2 separate regions of the Homo sapiens genome follow, and region 1 is linked to region 2. Evidence: read pairs that join two places in POLR2A ChIA-PET (ENCODE). Cell type or tissue: A673. All regions are shown on one strand. Each heading gives the region's core, and the rest is flanking DNA. Links, peaks and the distances in the headings are about the cores only.

Region 1 (11,495 bases), core at 1,230-9,229, 370 kb after region 2:
TGAGTAGCTGGGATTACAGGCACGCGCCACCACGCCCAGCTAATTTTTGTATTTTTAGTAGAGACGGAGTTTCACCACGTTGGCCAGGATGGTCTCCATCTCCTGACCACGTGATCTTTCCACCTCGGCCTCACCAAAGTGTGGGGATTATAGGCATGAGCCACCGCGCCCAGCGGAGAAAGTATTTCTAACGGAGATGTTGGCATAAGCAAAGGCAAAGAGGTGTGACTGTGTGCCCTACAAGCAGCTGGTTATTCCCAAAGCAGCGAGCCTTTGGCATGGAGTGGAGACAGGCGAGGCTGGAGAGGAAGCAGTGTCCAGATCACAAGATGTCTTTGTATGCCACGCTGGAGAGGGCAGAGTTCCCTGTAAGTAGGGCAGTAAAAAGGGCAGGGCTCCCTTTTGGTTAAAAACACGCCTCCCTCCAAATCTGTGGAAACTCAGGCCATAAACCTTCCCCTGCTCTTCTGCCAGATTTCCCATAAGCACCCCATGCATTCCGCTCAAGGGAACAAAAAGAGGGTGAGCAGCTTTTCCATGCATTCCAAATTCATTTCTATGAGCCATTGCCAATCAATCAGCACAGAGTGATGAGAATCTAGAGCTCATGGCTGGGCACAGACAGCTAAATCTGTCTGGTTCTTGTTCTCTTTTTTCTATTTTAATAGCATATAGTGAAAAACTTATTTTTTAATTTTTTAAACTAGGATTAAGTTTTAATGGCAGGGAATACTGTGACCACAGTTATGATCCCAAATCTTACTGAAAATTAATCTGTCCCCTACAGTCGGGTCATTAAGGCAGAGTCTTTTGAAGGTTGTTAAATTCCCACTCAATTATAGTTTTGACCACACTTTGAATGCATCCGGATGAGCTGGTGGCATCATATAAAAGTCAATGACGTGGACGGCGAGAGCCTGCAGATGCTTTAAAGTGGAAAGAACTAAAGAGTGTCTCCTCTTATCTTGAAGAACACTGTTTGCTCTAAAATCATGCCTTAATTTTTATGACACGTAATATAATGACTTGAAACTCAACCTTTGCAAATGAAGTATCTCAAGGTTTTCTTATTAGAGGGATAAGTCTGAGATATAAGATGGGAGAAAGATATATTGAATCGGAGTTAAGAAATAAAAAAGCAGCTGGGTGCAGTGGCTCATGCCTATAATCCCAGCATTTTGGGAGGCAGAGGTGGATGGATCACCTGAGTTCAGGAGTTTGAGACCAGCCTGGGCAACATGGTGAAACCCTATCTCTACTAAAAATGCAAAAATTAGCCGGGTGTAGTGGCAGGTGCCTGTAATCACAGCTACTTGGAAGGCTGAGGCAGGAGCATCGCTTGAACCCAGGAGGCGGAGATTGCATTGAGCCAAGATTGTGTCCCTGCACTTCAGCCTGGGCAAAAAGAGCGAAACTCTGTCTCCAAACAACAACAAAAAGAAGTAAAAAAGCTTAAACAGGAAATTCTTCTCCACTCAAAAAATATTTACTGTGCTCTTATGATGTGGTCAACAGAATGGATGCTGGAGATATTAAGAGACATAAGACTTGCTCTCTCATCTCACAAGGTATGCCTGAGTGGAGCAAAGGGGGAGAAAACGAGACAAAGATAAATTTGGCAGGAGTAAAACTGATCATTAGGCCGGTTACTGCGATGTATGCTTGAGCAGAAATACAGCCGGAATTTTAGGATCATATCTGCATGGTAAACCAGTTTCCAGAGGAAGTGATCCGTGGCCTAATAATGTAAACTAGCTCATAGCTAGGAAACAATGACACCTGTGACTAATGGGAAAAAGAAAAAGGAAGAAGACGAAGAAAAAGTCTCCAGCTCTAGCTTCCCCAAGATACATAGAGACTGCCTTCGACTGCTGTATTATACTCGGCTGAGATTCTTGGTAGCTCTAACTCATCGATATGGTCCAGCAAAATGCAAAATGTCACTCTACAGTGACAATCTTTGCTTAAAGAATATGATATTTAGCTATGAATACCAAAATAAAAATGAGCTACATCAACCTCTTCCCTTCATTTTTAAACTCAAAAACCCGTGACGTTCTGTAGAAAAGGAAAACTCTTTTAAACAGAAGCCATGGGAAAACATCAGTTAGGCTTTTGTGATTTGAAAATGAATAATCTTATTTTATGAAATTCAAAGAGAAATAAAATACTTTAGAAGGAGAGGTATGTCTAAAGTGAGCTATATACAACTCCCATCTTCTTGGTTTCAGATCTGTAATTACGCTTATGTGCGGCTACAGTATAGTGAGAACAAAATAGGCTCAAGACTCAGCCAGAAACATGAATACAATTCTTGACTTTGAAACTTGGTAGCAGTGTGACTTTGGGCAAGGTATGTAACTTTGAATCTCAGTGTTCTCCTCTGTAAATTAAAAATCCCAATTTTTGCTTTTGGGGACTTCTGCAATGATAGTAGATACCAGATATCTAAAGCACCTGACATATAACAGGTTTTCAACAAATTCAAACTAATTTTATTATTTTTTATGTTCCTCATAAATTCTTGGGCATAAATTGTTATTCCTCATGACTTCTGAGCAGGGACAGATAGTGATGAGAGCATTTCTTTCTGGATGGGAACAGTAAACACAACTCCATATTTTTGTGACAGTCCAGAGAGAATGCTCAATTCATTCATCCTAGAAGAATTTTTCCTAACACCTCCAGGGTGACATAATTATTGTCTTGGGGGGTGGGACAAGTGTCAAGGCTGAAGCAATCACGGCATTATCACTATGCTAAGAGCCAGCAACAGATACTAAACAGAAGTTATAAATAGCAAAGCAAGACCCAAAAATGCAAAGTAGAAAATACAGTATTCCAAACTCTCAAACGTCCCCAGCAACAGATCCAGAGAAAGAGTTACTCAGACAAAAGCTACCATTTTTTTTTTTTTTTTTTTTTTTTTGAGATGGAGTCTCCCTCTGTTACCCAGGCTGGAGCGCAGTGGCGCGATCTCGGCTCACTGCAAGCTCCACCTCCCGGGTTCATGCCATTCTTCTGCCTCAGCCTCCCGAGTAGCTGGGACTACACCCACCACCACGCCCGGCTAATTTTTTTGTATTTTTAGTAGAGACGGGGTTTCACTGTGTTCGGCAGGATGGTCTCGAACTCCTGACCTTGTGATCCGCCGGCCTCGGCCTCCCAGAGTGCTGGGATTACAGGCGTGAGCCACTGCTCCCAGCAAAAGCTACCATTTTTAAGCCCTTACTCCATGCCAGAAACTGGATATGCACTTTGCATGCATCAACTCAATCTTGACAACACTGACTCTGAGATGGATCCTATTATTCTTCCCATTTTATAAACAAGGACACCTCTGTTTTCACCGTCTTCGGATGGTAGGTAATTTTCTGGAGGTCCCCCAGCTGGTAAGTGCTATAAATGGAATTTGAACTCAGGTCTGTTTGACTCCAGGACTTCCACTCTTCAAAACTGTGCCATTTCCAATTACATCAATGGAAAACATAGGTCATTGTCTTAAAGCAACCAAGTAATATATTCCCCAAACAGCGTGCTTAGTCTTCCAGAGTTTGATTTTATTTTATTCTCTATGGTGTGAGTCCTGACTAGAATACAGCCAAAGGCTCTGCTCTGATCCCAGGCTGTTCCTTCCCATCTTCACTGCCAGACCCTCCTCTTCCCACTTCTAAATGCTGTAGAGCCCCAGGACTCTGTCCTGGCTCCTCTCCTCCTCTATCCACAGACCTGCCCTCAGTGATCTCATCAGTCCTGTGGTTGATATACAAGAAAGAATAATCTGTATGCTGAGAGCTCTCAGTAGAACTTTTGGTGTCTTTACCCCAACACCCACCCACTCCACCACAACAATAAAACAAGACAAGACCTCCGTTTCTCCCCCAGTGAAGGCCAAAAACCCAGGAGTCATCCTTTATCCCCCTTCCCTACACATATCACATCTAGCTCATTGGTTAATCCTGTTGGCCTTATCTTTAAAAATATATCCCAAATGTGCCCACTGTTCAGCATTTCCACCACTACTACCCTAGTCCAGGCCCCAGTGTCTTTCATCTGCACTACTGCTTCAGCCTCCCCAACACCACACTAGCTCCTGTTCAGCTCATTTGCCATAGAGCAACTGGGTGTCCTTGGGAAAAGAAACACCCTCACCACAGATTGTGCCATTCACACCCTCAGAACCCTCCAGTGGCTCCCCATTACAATTAGAACAGAATTCAAACTTCTTCCTGAGGTCCCCAAGCTACCACTTCATCTGGCCCCTGCTTAGCTCTGCAAACTCAGCTTGTACCACACAGATCTTACTGTTCCGTGACCACGCCCAGGGTGTTTCCACACCAAGCAGGTGCCTTTCCCAGGGTTTTTGCACTTGCTGTTCCCTCTTCCTGGAGGAACCTTCCTCTACCTCTTCACAGGGCTTTGCTCTCTCACTTCATTCAGGTCATGGCTTAAATGCTACCTCCTCAGAGAGCCTTCCCTGACCACTTGGCCTAACACAGCTCCTTGTCCATCCTCAATACTTGGGCTTACTCTTACCTGAGGGCACTTACCACCACCTGAAATTATCTTTATAATGGATTTAGTCTATACTTCTATTTTTTAAAAAAATTTACCACTGTATTCACAGGTCGTAAATCCGGAGTAGGTACTCAATGAATATGTGCAAATATCTGCATCTTGCCTCAATTTAACTTTAAGCTCTAAGACAGCAGGGACTCTGTCTTGGGCACTGCTATATCCCCATGCCTAGAATAGCACTTGGTATATAATAGGCATCCCCATATTTGAAGAATGAATAAGTGAAAGGCTCCTAGCAGTCCTACATATAAAGGTCAGCTCCCATCTTATAGGCAAAAGAGTGACCAGGACTCACCTACTAGAATGGCCATCTGAACTTGTGTTTGAATAGTGTAAGGTCCCCCACTATCCAGAGGTAGGTCATACTCCTGAGGCTCCCCAGTATATCCTCCCCATCCAGATGCTCTGGAGCTATGTGACAGCTGGCTTGGTCTTTTAAAGAGGGAGAAGACCATGTGAGGCAACATGAGCCTAGGCTTTGGGCACCAGGAGAATCCTGCATCTCATCTATCTCTAGATTCTCCCTAGGCCCTGCAAAGCTTCTGTCAAACAAGCTCACTTTCCCTAGGCACGCTGCACCACTGGATCAATTTCCACCAATGTTACCATGCTAAGGCTATAGGGAAACGAGTCCACAGGTAAAATAGGTCCAATGTACACATAACAATATCCCAAGGAGTCATTGAGATGAAGCAAGTGCTTGCTCCAAGACCTGAACAAGGTAAATATATTTAAAAACATGTTCGTTTAATCCGGTCTGACAGTGAGAAGGGTTTGTATGGGGCCGACAATACCAGGCTGGTTGTCCCGTGTCTGGCACACCCTGCAGGTTTTTTCAGTTAAATGTAATAATCAAATCAGCTGCACAGCACCGTTAACTCTGAAAAGGCAAAGGGAGCTTCCTGGGTGATCTCCCTGCCTGCCTTTCTCCCGTGCCGACTACAAAGACCAAAGAATCGTAGCCTGGTAGCAAAGGTGTTTATAGACACATAGAGGACGCTGGAAACAGAGAAGGAGAAAAATGGGGAGGTTTCTGCTCTAGCAGTCTCCAAAGGAGAAAGCGCTTACTTCACAGTAGATGTCTGAGAAAAATAATGTTTCATAGGCTTCCTCCACCTAACTTGTTTGGTTGCCCAACTCTATAGATCCTTTGTGCCCTCCCATCCCTCTACCATTTCCAAACTGACTTTGCACTCAGACATGACAAAGCTTGTAAGCACTCCCAAGAGAGCACAAGTTAAAGGAGGGAGAGACAGGCCTTCTGCAGACTAGTTATGTGAAAACAAAGGAAAAGTTAAACACATGATAAGATAAAGTAATAATCCTAGCACTTTTCCCACAGCCAATATTATCCTTTACTGATCCAGCTGGAAATTACTCTGCATTTGCAGAGCACAATCAAGATATCAGGTGCATGTCTGGAAGTTTGGTTTCTTGAAATAAAAATGCCATGTATGTTTAGTGATGCTACCATAACCACCGGTTTCACCAGTCAGCCATCAAGAAAGTATTTAAGAACCCAAAGAGCTCAGATGCTAAGAAAGTCTCTAAAGTTGATTTTTCCACCTCTTAGGCCAATCAAACCCACCTGTCTTATTTCACCACAGTTGGACACAGGCCAGCTTTCAATGAATATGTCTGAATATCTGCCTCTTGCCTCAATTATAATTTAAGTTCTAGGACAGGTTTAAATTATTGATGTTAATAGGAGAGAAGCAATTGTCAATTGTCTCTGCTTACCAGCAAGACACATTCCTGAAAAGTTTTCTCTGAAACAAAATACTATTATCTGAAAACCTCCCCCACCCCGCCCAACTGCTATAAAATTCCAGATGTAGTCTGAGATGGCAAACTAAAAGCAGACTGAATCAATCTCTTCTCTAGCACGGTCCATCAGTGTCCACAGCCGAGGGAATAAAACGGACACACTCAGGTCTGGATACTGACCAAAATAAAAAACCAAAATCCGAATTGAAATCCAGCAGGGGCAGGACTAGAGTTAGACAGGAGACACACCCAGGCCACATTTAAAGAGGCCCTCACTCACTCTCGGGATGGTTGCAGGTTATTGCCTCCTTCAATTTTGCACCCAGGTGTCTCTTCTGCCTCGCCCTAGGCCCAGCCCTGCTAACACATCATTTTGGTGTCCTGACTTACTTTCCCTGCAATGAAACTTCATTTTTTATTGAGTTAGCGTAACATGATTGGCTGGGTAATGCAGGAACCTAAACTTTGTTAAGGTTTTTCTTTCTTGGTTGACTAGCCTGCTAGCTTCCTCCCTCCCTTCTTCCTGTCCACTCACAGAAGGTGAGAAAATACAATAGTTTGTTCATTTCAATGGTGGTAGAATATAGGAGAGGGCATGCAGAGATGAACTGGCCTTTAGAGGCTGGCAGCAAAGGTGAGAGGCAATCAGGGGCTTAAGGAGATTCCTGGAAACCAGGGTTGGGGGAGGGGAGATATGCTCAGTCTGCATCCCAGAAAAGAAGAGCCTAGGCACCAACAGCTACAGCCCCACCCTACTCTTGGCCTTCGAACCCTCTAGGTGGTCCGAATAGCTATGCAGACCCAAGGTCAGAAAGACAGACTTCTCTTTGATTGCACAGTTTACTTTTAGAAATTGCTCACAACAGTCAGACATTTCAGACCCATCCTCAAGAGAGACTTTCCACAAAGACGCTGGCAGCGCCCTGTCATCTGTGCAAGCCAGAAATGGTGGCACCCCATAGCCACGGTGACCTGCTTAAGCCAGGAGCCCTAGTCCTAGTCATCTACGGTGAGCCTTTTATGAGTTCTGTCTGCTGCTGCTTGGCTTCTGAGGTGGTAGAGCCCTTTTTAGGGAGGCTTGTGGCAGAGGGTTAAGAGCCTTTGCATTTTATCATAAGCAGGACCTGCCAAAGCCCCAGTGAGGACAATGAGAAGAACCGGTGCTGGGGTTTTCTATGTCAGATCTCTCTGGGTGGTTCAACATCAGCCCATCTGTAATCCTATGAAGATATTTAATCCTTCAGTTCCTGGGTTCTTTTTCTTCCCTGATATTCCAGGTCTTCAGCCAAGCTGTTCCAATTCTTGGCCTGGAACACAATTCCACCAGCCTCCACTCCAAGACCTGTAGCTTAGCTAACCTGCTCCACTCTTTTACAGTTCATGGTAAATGGGAAATACTGGCGCCCACATACCTGAGGCATTCACAGAACTTAGAGCACCGCCTGGGACACATTAAGTGCCATCTGAAGTATTCTGTATCCATATCTAGCCATCGATCCAAAATGAAAAGTCTATCAGGCATATAAGCCAATTCAGTCATGACAGAGAATAATGTGGCACTATCTAGAAAAACTATGCAATTCCATTCCTAGGTAGGTATGCATCTTACTAAAACTCACACATGTGCAAAAGGATGTTTGCAAGGATGTTCACTGCAGCATTGCTTATAATGTTAAAAACTTTAGAAACAACTCTAAGCACCTATCAGTGCACTTAGGAATACGAGGAAAGGGATAAATAACGTGTGGCATATTTACACAGCATTTAAAGAGATGAACTAGTTTTTACCTCAAAAAAATAAAATTGAATGAAAACCCCAAGCTGAAAAATTAGAGTATACCCTGATAGCATTTATGAAAATTACAACACATATACAAATACCAGACGTCTATATTTGGACACACAAAATAATCCCTTTTAAAGTATCAAAACATAGTTCAAAAGGGTATATGCTAAAATTCATGTTAATGCTTTCCACTGGAGAGCAAAGGGAACTGAACAGGGTGTGCCAAAAGAGGATGCCAATGTTAACATTTGGGGATAAGGAACAAACTGACAAATGTTAGCTGTTATATAAATATGCCCACACATATAAATATATACATGAAAGATTATAGCAAAACATACAAGTATGTATGCTCCAAATTATTTTTTGTGCATTTTGCTCTATTTCAAAATAAAAAAAGGGAGAAGAGGGAGACTGTGCACATTTTGGACAATCAGGATTCCTTTACATTGTCTTAGAGAATTTTAAAAAGTGCAGTATACTTCAGGGGCTGACAGAGATGACAGAAAAGCTTGAGCATGGGGGCTCATTCTTGTAGTCCCAGCATTTTGAGAGGCTGAGGTGGGAGGATAGTTTGAGGCCAGGAGTTCGAGACCAGCCTGGGCAACATAATGAGACTGGCTTTTCAAAAAAAAAAAAAAAAAAAAATTAGCCAGGTCTGGTGGCGCACACCTGTAGTCCTAGTTACTTGGGAGGGTAAGGATCACCTTAGCCCAGGAGGTCCAGGCTGCAGCAACCTGTAATTGTGCCACTGTATTCCAGCCTGGGTGACAGAGTGAGAGCTTGTTTCAAAACAAAAACAAAAACAAGGCCAGGCACAGTGGCTCATGCCTATAATCCCAGCACTCTGGAAGGATGAGGTGGGTGGACTGTTTGAGCCCAGGAGTTCAAAACTAGCCTGGGCAACATGGTAAAACCCCATCTCTACAAAAAATACAAAAATTAGCTGGGCCTGGTGGCGTGCTCCTGTAGTCCCAGCTACTTGGAAGGCTGAGGTGGGAGGATCTCTGGAGCCCGGGAGGCAGAGGTTGTAGTTAGCTCAGATCACGCCACTGCACTCCAGCCTGGGTGACAGAGCAAGGCCTTGCCTCAAAAACAAAAACATAACTATTAAAAAGTTAATAACAATTTTAAAAATGCACATTTAATCAATATTGTCCTTAGCAGTAGTTCCCAAACTTTAGTGTAAATAGAAATCACTTGGGAGTTTATTAAAAATAGAAATCCCTGCATGTCATGCCTATCCCCACCATTATAATTCAGGAAATCTTGAGTGAGGCCCAGTGATCTCCTTTTTATACAAAAACCAAACGTCCCTACTATGGTATATAGTTAAGCCTTTGTTAAATGTTCTGAGAAACATTTTTTTAAAAACTCAAAAACTTAAAAGCAAATGAAAATTGCTATTTTGACCTAAAAGTCTATTCCCCTTTGCCAATAGCAACTGTTAAAATAAATTTATACATATTTTTAATAAAATTATATTTATATATATTTATATTTATATTTTGATAAGAAACTAAAATCACTATACATAATATTTACTTACATAGCTCTGTAAAATGTTGACCCTATAATAGAGGAATATTTTTAATGTGCAATTGAAATGTTAAAGGCACACTTGTTAAAATTATGACAACTCTTGTTCTAGGTAACAATTAACTTTAATGGAACAATTCTAGAGTTATAATTAAAAAGTAACCAGCACAGAAAACATGCAGCTTTAGGCTATCTAGCCTTTGCTATCCATTATCTAATGATAACCCACTTCTCTTCCCACCTCCCAGGCAGTCACAGTCCTCCTCCTGAGTTTCCCCAGCACCTATCTCACACCTTGGCACCAGCACACAGAGCTGGAGTGTAGTTCACCTGTGGACAGGCCCATGCTACCCTCTAGGCTGTGAGCTCCTCCCTCCTAACAGAGAAGGTGTCATGTCCATCTTTGGATACCTGTGTCTAGCAGTGTGTCTGGCATGCTGTAGGCATGTGATATAACAGCTGCTGAATGAGTTAGCAAGTCCAAACATGTCTTAGGTCTGAGACATCCAATGGAAAAGGAATCTCAAGTATAGGAGTTCTGGCAGACCTTCTCTAAAGGACCAGAGAGTAAATATTTAGCTTTTACAGGCCATGTGGTTCTCTTGCAACTTCTCAACCTGCCATCCTAGCTCGAAGGCTGCCATAGGTAACACATAAATAAATGAGCATGGCTCTGTTCCAATAAAACTTTATGAACACTGAGATCTGACTTTCATATAATGTTCATGTGTCATGAAGTATTACTCTTCTTTGCATTTTTTTCTCAATTATTTTAAAATGTTAAGAAAAATTATTAGCTTATAGGTCATACAAGAACCAGCAATGGAGTGTTCCAACCCCTTCTCTAGCAGACCTGGGCAGAGAGATTAATGGAAAAAGGCCAGGATACCAGACAGACTGAAATAGATGAAGGAGAAGTAAAAGAGAAGAGAAAGTTCTATAATGGACGAAAAGTCAGTGGATCCTTACAGTACCTGTAAGTAGGACAAAAACAATGCAGAAACACACACACAAAATAATACAGTTTGTTATTATTATTTTTCTTTTATTTTAAACCAGTTCTATATAACAGGAAAGGTCACTAATTAACTAATTAATGTCTAAGGAAGTCAGAAAAAAAATTGGTGTACTTAAAAGTCATTAGCAATACTAGTTAAAATGAAAAAAAATCCACAAAAACCTTTTTAAGATAAAAAGTTTTACCACCATTTCTACATTGCTAAAATGTATTCTTTCTCTCTGCTGCCTACTCTCCAGTAAAAATGCAAATGAGCAAAAAGCAGACAAAAGTCAGGGAGCAAAAGCAGACAAAAGGGATTCTGTTTCCGAATAACCAAGGATTGACTGTCCTGTCCTACCCAGTCCTGCTGTATAAAATCATAGATGTCTTCGAAGTTAACGGGAGCTCAGAGTCACAGAGTCTGCTCCTCTCATTAAAAAATAATTACAACTTTTTAAATAGCACACACAGTTATTTCATAAAAATTCAAAAATAAAGAAGCCAGGAGAAGAAAACCCAAGTTAAGATACTGATGGCTACCCTTCTAGACAGTTTTCCTTGACTGCAGTGTGTGTACATACTTTTTAAATACAAAAGTAATCCCTTTCATTTTGTAGATGAAGAAACTGAAGGCCTGGTACATTAGCCTAAGATCATACATAAAAAGAGTTAGTAAAAACCAGGATTAGAACCTCTTGCCTGCTGGGCCAATGCTCTCCCCTACCGCCAATAGGGAAATAAATAATTAGCCTCATAGATAAGTCAGTGCCTTTTCCATAGCAATTACTTAATATATTAATACATGGCAAAATGAATGATGCCAGC
Region 2 (11,495 bases), core at 1,929-9,928:
ATTGGGTGGTTGAATGAATGAATGACTGTCTAAAGTCCCATTGAATGTGTCTTTCTATCTAAGAATTATAATAGTGTTGTCAAACTGTTCCTTTATTCCTCCTCCATTTCTCAAATGCTTACTAGGTATCAACAGGGTATCTGGGCTAGGCACTAGAAATTAAAAGATAACCTAAGCAAAATTCCTGCCCACAAGTCCATAGCCAGGTTAATAATCCAGACAAATAAATACCATGTCATAAAACATTAATTCTTAGTAGAAGGATGAATAGTGTGGGGGATACGGGTGTGAGAATGAGGTTATGCCTTACACTGCCTTGGGAAATCAAGGAGGGCTTCATGGAGAAGCAAAAGCAGATTTACTGCTGTTGAGTGCTGGGGTGGGAGTTGGGGGAGTCTGAAGGAACTGCAAGGAATTCTTTAGGGCCAGAAACACGGTCACTCTTCCTGGATTTCCCCATTCTGCTTCAATGCCTGAGACTGTGGTTGGCAAAGAGGTGAGATAGCTACATTGATTTTTTCAGCATGGTGGGCTTTGCTTGCTCTCCCTGTTCCCACCCCATTCCTCTTCATTAAGGTCCTTTGGCATTTCTCAGCATTTCCTTATTTCTCAGTGTTTCCCTTGAGTTAGTTTCTCCTCTTTGTGCATGCTCTCCTTAAATGAGTGTGGCTTTTAATATCTGTGGCTTCTCACAAAAGATCTTTGTTTAAGACCTTGGGATTTTTCTAGGGAAATCTATATATATGTGCATACATACATACATATTCATATGTAAAATTGTTTTATATACTTATTAGTCTCTTATTTCAAAAATAGCTGCTGAACGAATCTGTACCTCCTTGCTACTATATGTACTCACATTCGCACAGGCACATGCTTTCTCTCTCTGTATCTTTCTCACTCTTTCTTTCTCTCACTTGTCCCCACTCAATCCCATTCCACCCTCATTCTGCCACTTGTATGTAGCTTAAGAATTCAAACCTCCAAGAAGAAGTTGTCTGTGGTCAAAATGGTGCTACTAGACTTTAAATAACTTAGGTACCAAGACTCTCTTATTCAGAGAGCTGGATGTTTGAATGGATGAATGGGTAGATGCATAGACAGATGGACAGACACACAAATGGCCCAAACAATCAAGCTTCTGAAAGTTTGGCAATGTTATTTTTGATAACAACCCTTAGTAAGCAACTCAAAACAAGTGTTGGCAATGATGATGATGATGATGACAGTGTAATGTGATAAGTGCTACAACAGAAGAAGAATAAAAAGGGTACGCTGGGGAGTAAGGCAGTGAGATTCCAAAGAGTTTGGCAGGACTAAGACTTAATAATATTCCTCCTCCACTCATTAAACAAACATTCAAGCAGTGATCTTTGGCATCACCATTTGCCCAGCCCATGCTGTGCATGGTGGTGTGTGCAAAAGAAGTAGTCTCTGACATCCCTCCCTGTTTAAGGCCTAAAATAAGAGATTCCTCCCTCCTTGTTAACCATAAATTAAGTAATTAATTCTTTTACAAGGCATGGGTAAAAGATGCTAAGCCCTAAATACAGGATTCATCCAAGAGGGTTTTTCAATAAGGTCCCTTTTATTTTTTACTCAGGATAAAATTAAATAATAAGATATTATCCACACTGTTTCTCAGCATTCTACTTATAAGGTTTATTTCCTTAAATTGTTTGAGAAGTCCAAACAAGATGTATGCTATTTTAGGAAGCACAGAAAGGCAGATCCATCACAGCCAAGCTCAGTGAAGATGACAGGTGGGAGGGACAAGGCAAGGGTGTCATGCTTTTTTGACCCAAAATGATTGAAACAGAGGAAGATATGAAGATGACAAAGAATATCTCATGCTTTCCTTTCCTCCTCTTATTCTAACTAGGATAAATAATACATGACAGTGGAATAGCCTAAGTGTTGCATTAATTACCATGCCGTTCAAAACCCCACTTTTTCCATATGAAAGAAGGATTTTCATGTGGCAGTGACCAAGAAGCCTCCCAGAACATGAAAAGCAAGGTTGTCTGAGGGCCTTGGCTCCTGCCCGTGAAGAAATTTGACTCTAGCTGCAGAAACAGGAATAACTTAAAAGTCAAACAAAGCTAGGGTGAAAAACTAAACTGACCTAATCACCTTCCCTTTGTTATACATGTGAAGGAGAAAATATTAGAGAATAAGGCTATAAGCAGAAGTAGCAAGAGCTTAAAAAGTCGTGAAGACCTACATGCATGGTAAGTTTGCATATGGGCAAAAAGTATAAGCAAACAGAAGCTGTATAAGGTAGCTTGTTGTGCCTGGAACATGGTTTCCCTGGACTACTCATTAATCCTATGGATCGCAGTTTAAACATCACAGCCTTGAAGAAACCACCCTAACCAGCTTCATCCTCATCTCATACTTCCCACCCTCACCCCACTGATACAGAGACTTGGTCAGGCTCCCCTGTGTGTGTGCTCATCAAATCCTAGGTTATGTTCCCCATCACATCTACCACAGCTGTCATTGAATAGTTATTTATGAGATTATCAGTTACCTCTCTCCCTTACTGTACTAGCAGCTCCATCAAGGCAGGAACTGTGTCTATCTGGTTTCCACATCACTGTACATACTTCTAGCATTAACACAGAATCTGACTTAGGCTGAAAAATAACTAAATGTTTCTTGAATGATTTAATGAGAAGAAACAAGACATAGGCTTAAGGAGAAGACTGAAAAGAAGAACCGGCCAGGCGCGGTGGCTCACGCTTGTAGTCCCAGTGCTTTGGGAGACCAAGATGGGTGGATCACGAGGTCAGGAGTTCAAGACCAGCCTGGCCAACACAGTGAAACCCCATCTCTACTAAAAATACAAAACTTAGCCAGGTGTGGTAGCGGGTGCCTGTAATCCCAGCTCCTCGGGAGGCTGAGCCAGGAGAATCGCTTGAACCCGGGAGGCAGAGGTTGCAGCGAGCCGAGATCACACCACCGCACTCTAGCCTGGGCGACAGAGCTAAACTCCATCTCAAAAACAAAATAAAAGAAGAACCTGACTTCAGAGGACAGGTCGGCGGCCATTGCTGGGCCTGGAGTGATGCCACCCCAATCTCTGAGTGTGAAGACTTAGGTCTGGTTATTCCCCAAACCCCGAGCAGCAGCAGTCCTCTGGTGTCCTGATGTGTGCTGCAGGATACTTAAAAACAAGATGATGAACTCTTGCTAACCCACATATATCCCCAAAACAAATAGCAGAGAGAGAAGCATGGACCATGGGCCACATCAGCGGAATCATCTCTAAATGACATGCTTCTGAAAGCCTCGGAAAGGAGGGGGTGAACTAGAGGTTTACATTAACCTCATTGCATATTTCTTTTTGTTTACAGGAAATTATTTGAATTTTCCATGCCTATCTGTTTGATGTTGACTTCACTGCATCATTAATGCTTAGCTGCATCATTTGGATTGTTCCACATTATTTATACAGAAAAAGGACCCCAGTTGATACTTTATTAGTTGTGGTATAATAATTTGTTTTCAATTATTATTTTTTTTTAGTTTAAGATACTATCCAAGTCTCTCCTAGTGGGGAGGAGAAGAAATACTTTTTTTCTTGTACAATATCATGTTCATATAAATAAGTAAGTAAAACATCTCCCTTCTCTTCAGTGATCCTATACAACTTGCTTATAAAATCAATTTAGATATCTTGCCTATTGAACTGTCTGGGTTTTCTATATTCTTTGGAAGAATAAGGATTTTTTTTTTAATGGATAGGTAGAACATGGCTTTAAAGCAAGGGTTTTGAGCCAGATAACTCTTTGTTGTGGGAGGCTGCCCTGTGCATGATGGGATATTTTGCAGCACCTCTGGCCTCCACCCACTAGATGCCAGTAGCACCCTCCCAGCCCCAGTTATAACCATAGAAATTGTCTCCAGGCATTGCCAAATTTGCCCTAGGTAGGCAAAAAACACCCTAGGTTGAGAGCCCCTGGTGTAAAGGGAGGAAGAGGCTAGAAGGCAGACTGTTTTCCTATCTTTCAGATGAGGCAAAATTATCATTAGCCTTCTTGGTCAGGTGTTTTTCTAATCACTAGTTTGGTCTCCTTTGGCCTAAGCACAAAAAGGCTATGTGGTGTCCCATCCATTGGTGAAAACATGAAACAGAAAATCTCTTTCTGAAATCCCTAGAGGCTTCCCTCCCCATCCTGTAGAAAGAATACAGTATAGTGATCCAGACAGACTAGCAATCTGCCCCTTATGACCTCTGTGACCTCTGGGGAGTCTCAAGCTCCTCAATACAGTAGGGGTACAAAATTTGACCTACCCATGTCAATGAATAGTTGGAAAAATCAAATCAAAATGTACCCAGTTTCATTTTCTATAAGTGACAGAGTCAGACCCACTAATACTGCTTGTTGTGTTGCCTTTTCTTGACAAAATGACTTTAGCCATAAGGAAGGAGTGGGAGGCAGAACAGAGCATGGTTATGGGTCTGGTCTTTGAATTCTAACAGGCCAGAGTTCTAAGCAATTGCCTCCAGTTACCAGCTGTGTAGGTGGTATAACAACTAAGGCACATAACTTCTCTGAGCCTCTCTTTCCTCACCAATAAAATCGTAAAAATATCTAGGGTATAGGGGCGATTATGAGAATAATATTCTAGAATATATGCAAGACACTATGTGCATTGTTCATTACAGGGTGAGTACCCATAAATTATGTTTGTCATTGCTGTTATCATTGTTAATAAATACAGAAAATACTACAAGCTGTCAGGCTAATGGGAGGGACATGTGGGAACAGTTTCCTTTAGGATCCCTAAACCAGATCTGTGATGGGAACTTCAATTCTCTTGCTTTGCTTAAAGCCAAAAGCAATGACAGGCATGTTAAAAGATCAGTCATTTTCCTACGGTTTGATAGCAGGAGCTGTGTCTCATTCATATCTGTACTCAAAGCACCTAGCACAGTGTATGGCCAAAGTAAGGGCATTCATTCCTATGCTCCCGTGCTTGACAGGGAAAATTATTGAGCATCTACTATATGCCAGAAGCAGTTCTAGGCTCTGGACAGTGATGAGCGGTGTTGAGCAAAAGCAGACACAGTCATGGCCCTTGGGGAGTTTATAGTCCTATTGCAAAGACTGCAAATCAACAACTGACTGGGAACAGGCAGAAAACAGAAAAGCCACACAATCTTTTCATAATTTTTTCATTTATGATACACATATAGTTATGGAGAAATAGTTCTCAACTTAAAGAAAACCAACATTCCAAGAATGATAGTAAATGGCAGATGACATGGCTCAGTTTGGGAGCAGTGGGAAGGGTAGAGAGCTAGAGAGAATGTCACTGTTGAGCAATAAAGAGGCACATCCTCCAAGTCATTTTGAGATTTCTGGGTCCATCTGAGGAGATCTGAGTTTTGACTGTGGAGTGTTTGTGATGCATGAAGGATCAGAGGATGGTGGACAGTTGCACAGGAGATGGGAAAGATGCAACATGGTCCCCAGGAGACTGGGCTACAGGAGCCAGATTCTCTGAGTCCCTGAGCCCACAAGCCTCAGCATGACAGTGTAGGTGATGTCACACGAATAGGAAGTAGGTAATGACTGGCCTAGCCCTTTATAAAAAACATTAAAAAAAATAACCCAAATTCTAGAGATGGGGGTGGGGAGGAATTCACCTTTTTTATTCAATCAGCTCCAGAAAATGGTTAGAAAAAGAAAGTCTCCTCCTAGTGATTTTAAGCATCTTGTTCCCACAGGAAGAGGCCATTGGGATTAAACATTACTCTGCCTAAATCAAATCCTAATCCTTTTAGAATGGTTAGTTATCTGTAGGACTTGTTAACTGGCTAGGGATGAGCTTAACCTCCTGGGTGCCTATCACTCCAGTCTTGACATTTTGCTGTTAGTAGGAGGGCCACACACACACAGGATGCTCCAAGAGAGATTAGGACCAGGCTACTCCAAACTTTTCTTTTTTTTTTTTTTTTTCTTGTGCTTTTTTAGGTCAAATAGTCTACAGAGCTCTGGAAAAGGGGTGAAATGAATGTAGGATTGTGGGGAAAGGCAAAAGGAGCTAAAGAGACATTGGGAAAGGAATTTTTGAAAGAGATTTAGGAAGCTGTAGTCTTAAATGTAAAACAAAATACCAAAAGATACATTATTTACTTCCATATAGTACAATAGCTGGGACATTTCTAATAAAAAGTCTGCAACATATTACACATATGAAAATGTACAGTTCTGCAGTCTTTATCATATAAGTTTCAGAGTTGTCTGTTCTTTGCTTGGCACACTTATAAAAGCAAGCATATACTGAATGCTATTTTAATAACCTTCATGGTATGGTATTATAGATTAGATTCAATTCATTGTTTCCTACCCCATACTTGTTTCCCATGGCATACCACTGCTTTTATACTAGACAGTCTACCCTGTAGGGAGAAAAATTGGTCTAAAATATAAAGCTAGCCCTTTCTTTTTGCAGACATCCTGTAATTAGCTCAAGTTTTCATCTCTTCACAGCAAGATCCTGCTGCACAAAACAGAAAAGTTTTCTTTTCTCAACATGTTTTTGCCAGATGTTTCCACCAAAAAAAAAAAAAAAAATGTAAAGGCAAGATTTTTGTGTGCATTCGTATACATGACTTCATCCTTAATGACTGCTTCAAATGCTCCTCCTCCTTAATTAAACTAAGTAGTTCTCCCCCGGGTCCTTTGTAAGAGCATCTATTGTCTTTATCTTCACAGTCTCAGCATTTCAGCCATTCGTGATTGTCCCACATGGCCTCAGGAGGAGTCAAACTTTTAGCTCTATTCATACTCCTTCTGTATTTTCTGCACAGCAAACCCCAAAAAAACACTTTAATTAACAATTTGACCAAAGAAAATTTAATCTCTGCCAAATTAGCTTATAAAATTCTTGCTGTATTTCCAACTAACCTCACATTTTTTTCTGATTAAGGGATTATTTTATGGTTAATGTTGGAAATAGTATGATAAATTTGCTTCAATATTAGCAGTCAGACATTGTCTAGTTTGAGATATCAGTGTTTCAGTTTTGCTATAGAATATTTTTATGTTTTTAAAATATTTTTCTGGCCGGGCACAGTGGCTCACGCCTGTAATTCCAACACTTTGGGAGGCTGAGGTGGGCGGATCACAAGGTCAGGAGATCGAGACCATCCTGGCTAACACGGTGAAACCCCGTCTCTACTAAACATACAGAACAATTAGCCGGGCGTGGTGGCGGGTGCCTGTAGTCCCAGCTACACGGGAGGCTGAGGCAGGAGAATGGCGTGAACCTGGGAGCAGAGATTGCAGTGAGCCGAGATCATGTCACTGCATTCCAGCTGGGGGTACAGAGCAAGACTCTGTCTCAAAAAAAAATGATAATAATAAACAAACAAACAAAACAAAACAAATATATTTATATATATTTATATATACTTTTATATATTTTTATATATTTTTTTATATTTTTATATATTTATATATTCTTTTTTATATATTTATATATTTTTTATATATTTATATATTTATATATTTTTATATATTTTATATATATTTATATATTTATATATTATATATATTTATATATTTGTATAGATTTATATATATTTATATATTTATATATATTTATATATTTTTATATTTATATATTTTTATATATTTATATATTTATATATTTTTGTATATTTATATATTTATATATTTATATATTTATATATTTTTGTATATTTATATATTTATATATATTTATATATTTATATATTTTTATATTTTTATATATTTATGTATATTTTTATATATATTTCTATATTTATGTATATTTTTATATATTTATATATATTATATATTCATATATTTTATATATATTTATATGTATATTTATATATATTTATATATTTATATATTTATATATTTTTTATATTTTTTATATATTTATATATTTTATATATATTTATATATTTTTATATTTTTAATATATTTTTATGTATATTTCTATCCTATATATTTTTTAATATATATATTTATATATATTTCTATCATATATATATATTTCTTCCCTGTCTTCTGTATTTCTGCCATCATCACAAAATTTTGTAATATCAATACTGGCGATGGCCTTAAAAGATCTGATTCAGCTCCTTTCTTGATCATTGGCAAAACTGAGAGGAAGAGAGTTGCCCTAATCACACATCTGATTAGTAAAGATTTTTTGATCCCTATTCTATATCCTACATCTTCTAATAACAGATCGCACTGCATTCTCATGTGAAAACCCAAAACAAAACAAAACCATCCCTTTTTATCAATGGCATAAGCTTGAAATCATTGATGATGATATCTATATACACTTCTCACAAATTGCCAGTCAGTATTCCTTGCTCCAGCTATCTTATGAGTTGGGCTGATCTAGCCACACTCTCATTTAAAATTTTTGGAATATTGAATAAGTGTGAGCTCCCACAATGATTAGTGGCATTATAGTCAGATATGTGTTCAAATCTCAACTTTGCCTCTTACAGATGAAGACCTTGGGCAAGTTACTCAATTTCTCCAAGCCTCAAGTTTCTCATTTTAAAAATTGAAATAGTGATAGGAACTTCCTCATAGGGCTGTCTGAGGAATGAATAAATGAATCAGTGAGCATAAGTGTGCATAGGACGATTCTTGGCAAATAGTTAAGTAACTGACATATTAGTTCTTTTGTTATGTTTGATTCAAATCCCAAGATTTGGTGACTGCCTGGATCAGAAAGGTGGAGAGAAAAGGAAGTGCCACAGATGAGGTCGAGGTTTCAAGGCTAGGTTACTAGACGTTTCTAGTACTCCCCAAAACTGACCTCCCCTAGCTCAACATAAGGAACATGACATTTCCTAACCCCCTTTCAATTAGGCTGGGACTGGGATAAGACCAGTGAGATCTCTAAGGTGAAAAATACAAGGAGCCACTGGCTTTTACACAGAGCCACACAGGGACCAACCCTATACCTGCATGATCCCAAGAGCAAGAGCCTCCTAAGACTATATTCTGGGTACCTCACACCTCACTCCTCACTCTAGTCACAGGATAGGTAAGCCCATGTGACAAGGTCTGGCCAGTGAGCTGCAATAGCAAGTCGCTCTTAAGAGCCAGCACTCAATTCTCCATGCTCTCTTGCCCTGCCACAGCAGCTGAGGAGGTTGCCTGTTCTCAATGGTGGCATTCTATGGCTATGTGAGACAGGTCCCCTGCCTACCATTGAAAATAATGGCAAAACCGCAGTTACTTTTGCACCAACCTAATACATGGCTGTGGAGCATGATCAAGAAATAAAATTCTGTTGTATAGGGCCACTGAGATCTGTTTGCTGCTGCAGCAAAACCTAGCCTATTTATTATTACCAGTATTATATTTGTTATCGCTATTATTAGCATATCCCAAGTCAAAATTAATCAGTGACTTTTGTTGCTTTCGCTAGGAGTATTGAGCTTGCAGGACTGTGTGGGTTAAGCTGTATCCTACTCGCTTGTGAATAGTAATGTCCTCCCTGACAACCTTTGTGAGCAGGGGACCTCTATATCCCCAAAGGCCTAACCTATTGTCTTGGCATATTACAGGTGTTTAATAGATGTTTGTTAATTAAATATTAGAAGACTTTGGTTTACAAGTAATAAGAAATTTTCTACAGAGCAAAAGGTATGAGCCAGCACTGAACCAAGAAAATGGCCCAGATTTTCTCCTATTTCTCCCTGTGAATCTCTTATTCTTTCAGTGCCTGCATCAGCTGGGTTGTCAAGGTTACTTCTCATCATCTTAGGAATATTATTAGATGTTGACCCATATTGTATCAAAATTAGACATAGACCTTGGTGTGTGTTTGCCTCCCCTACTGTTCTGACTGTTGTCACTCTTTTCTGATCTGTTTCCCCCACTATACTGTATTTAAATTTGTGAAGGATTTTACAGCCTGGCTATTCACCAGAATGAGACATCATTCAGCATTGTACTGACTCAGTGGGATTTCAACAGACATAGATTCAAACCCTGAATAAGTTGCAAAGTTCTTTGCTTGAGATTTAAGTGAGATTCAGTCTCTTCTTTCTAAATTTGCAGATTCTATATGGAGTTCTTATCAGCGTTCTGACCAGTTCTCTTACTTTTGTAAGCTTTCATCGTCATTGACATCATTATCTCAGCAGTTTATTTATTTTGTCCTGTGTTAGGTACTCTGCTATATGCTTCACGTTCATAATAGCACTTAAAGATTCACCACAACCCTATGAAAGAGATGCTATGGTTAGTCCTGTTTTGCGGATACATGAGAAAATTGAGCTCCAAGAGAATAAGGAACTTACCCAAGGAAACACAATACTAAATACCAGAGCTAAGATTAAGGCTAGGTTCAGTTTGACTCCAAATCCTGTTCTCTTAGCTTTCTATTATACTGATTAAGCAAGAGATAAAAGTGAAAAAAGTTTCCAAGGTGGTCCAACCCTTTCCAGTTTTATAACAAATATTTAAATAAGGATGATGATATCTAATACTCTGAGCATTTTAGTAGGGATGAGGGAAAAAGAAGAATAATTGGTGACCCAGTCTGACAGAATTTGGCTTACAAGGCTAGGTGTAGTGGCTCATGCCTATAATCACAGGGCTTTGGGAGGGCAAGCTGAGGGGATCACTTCAGGCCAGGAATTTCAGACCAGCCTAGGCAACAAGTAAGGCCCCATCTCTACAAAAGATAAAACAAAATAAATTCACCAGGCATGGTGGCATGTGCCTGTAGTCCCAGTTACTCAGGAGGGTGAGATGAGAGCATCCCTTGAGCCCAGGAGTTTGAGGCTGCAATGAGCTGTGATAGCACTACTGCACTCCAGCCTGAGCAACAGAATGAGACCTTGTCTCTTAAAAGAAAAAAAAAGAATTTGGCTTGCATAGGCTATTACTCAGAAAAAATACTCCCCAATTTCTTTACAACCTAGAGTTTTAAGAGAACTGGGCTCAGGGAGGGGATGGATATTATTGGGCAAAATTGTTTATTGGGAGAAAGTATTTTTAGTCACTTTGAAAGTGTGCATGGTAAGATTAAAAGCTACGGAAGAGAAAATATACACCAATATTATTCTTCAGGCCAGTTTGAAGCATTATACTTTGTTAAAACAACAAATTTTTCTTTCAAAAAAATGACCCTTTCAAACTGAGTTTCTTTCATTATTGAGGTTGAGAATATTATGTTTGCTGGACATTTTTATTTCCTTCTGTGTGAATTATCTATTCATAAATTTTGCCCACTTTATATTGAAATTATATGCATTAATAATTTATAATAACATTTTGCATATTTTGGAAATCAGACCTTGTGATTGTCATTATATTGTAAATATTTTCTCAAGTTTTTTGCTTATGCTTTCTTTGACTATGACATTTCCTATCTAAATATATTTTTAATTTTTATGTTAGAAGGGTAGCTTTGAGTGTGTGTGTGTGTGTGTGTGTGTGTGTGTAAAAGACAGGGAAATAATTTGG

What was found. Peaks named below come from ENCODE experiments on the same cell type or tissue, not always from the same donor. Only the 100,000 strongest peaks of a DNase experiment are listed, where the experiment ranks them.
Region 1: POLR2A ChIA-PET joins it to region 2 with 6 read pairs; 2 of 35 experiments call an interaction of 5 or more read pairs at or near these places.

The regions. Positions count from the first base shown.
Region 1 is chr5:143,073,444-143,084,938 of GRCh38, reverse strand. All of the region lies in intron 17 of ARHGAP26 (Rho GTPase activating protein 26), which reads right to left. Among named protein-coding and RNA genes, the nearest start is that of ARHGAP26-IT1, 110 kb to the left of the region's middle. In A673, for the core only: no CTCF peak of the experiment used is centred there; no DNase peak of the experiment used is centred there.
Region 2 is chr5:143,441,082-143,452,576 of GRCh38, reverse strand. No RefSeq gene overlaps it. Among named protein-coding and RNA genes, the nearest start is that of NR3C1, 43 kb to the right of the region's middle. In A673, for the core only: a CTCF peak has its summit at 3,641; a DNase peak (open chromatin) is centred at 6,486; H3K27ac peaks cover 1,293 bases.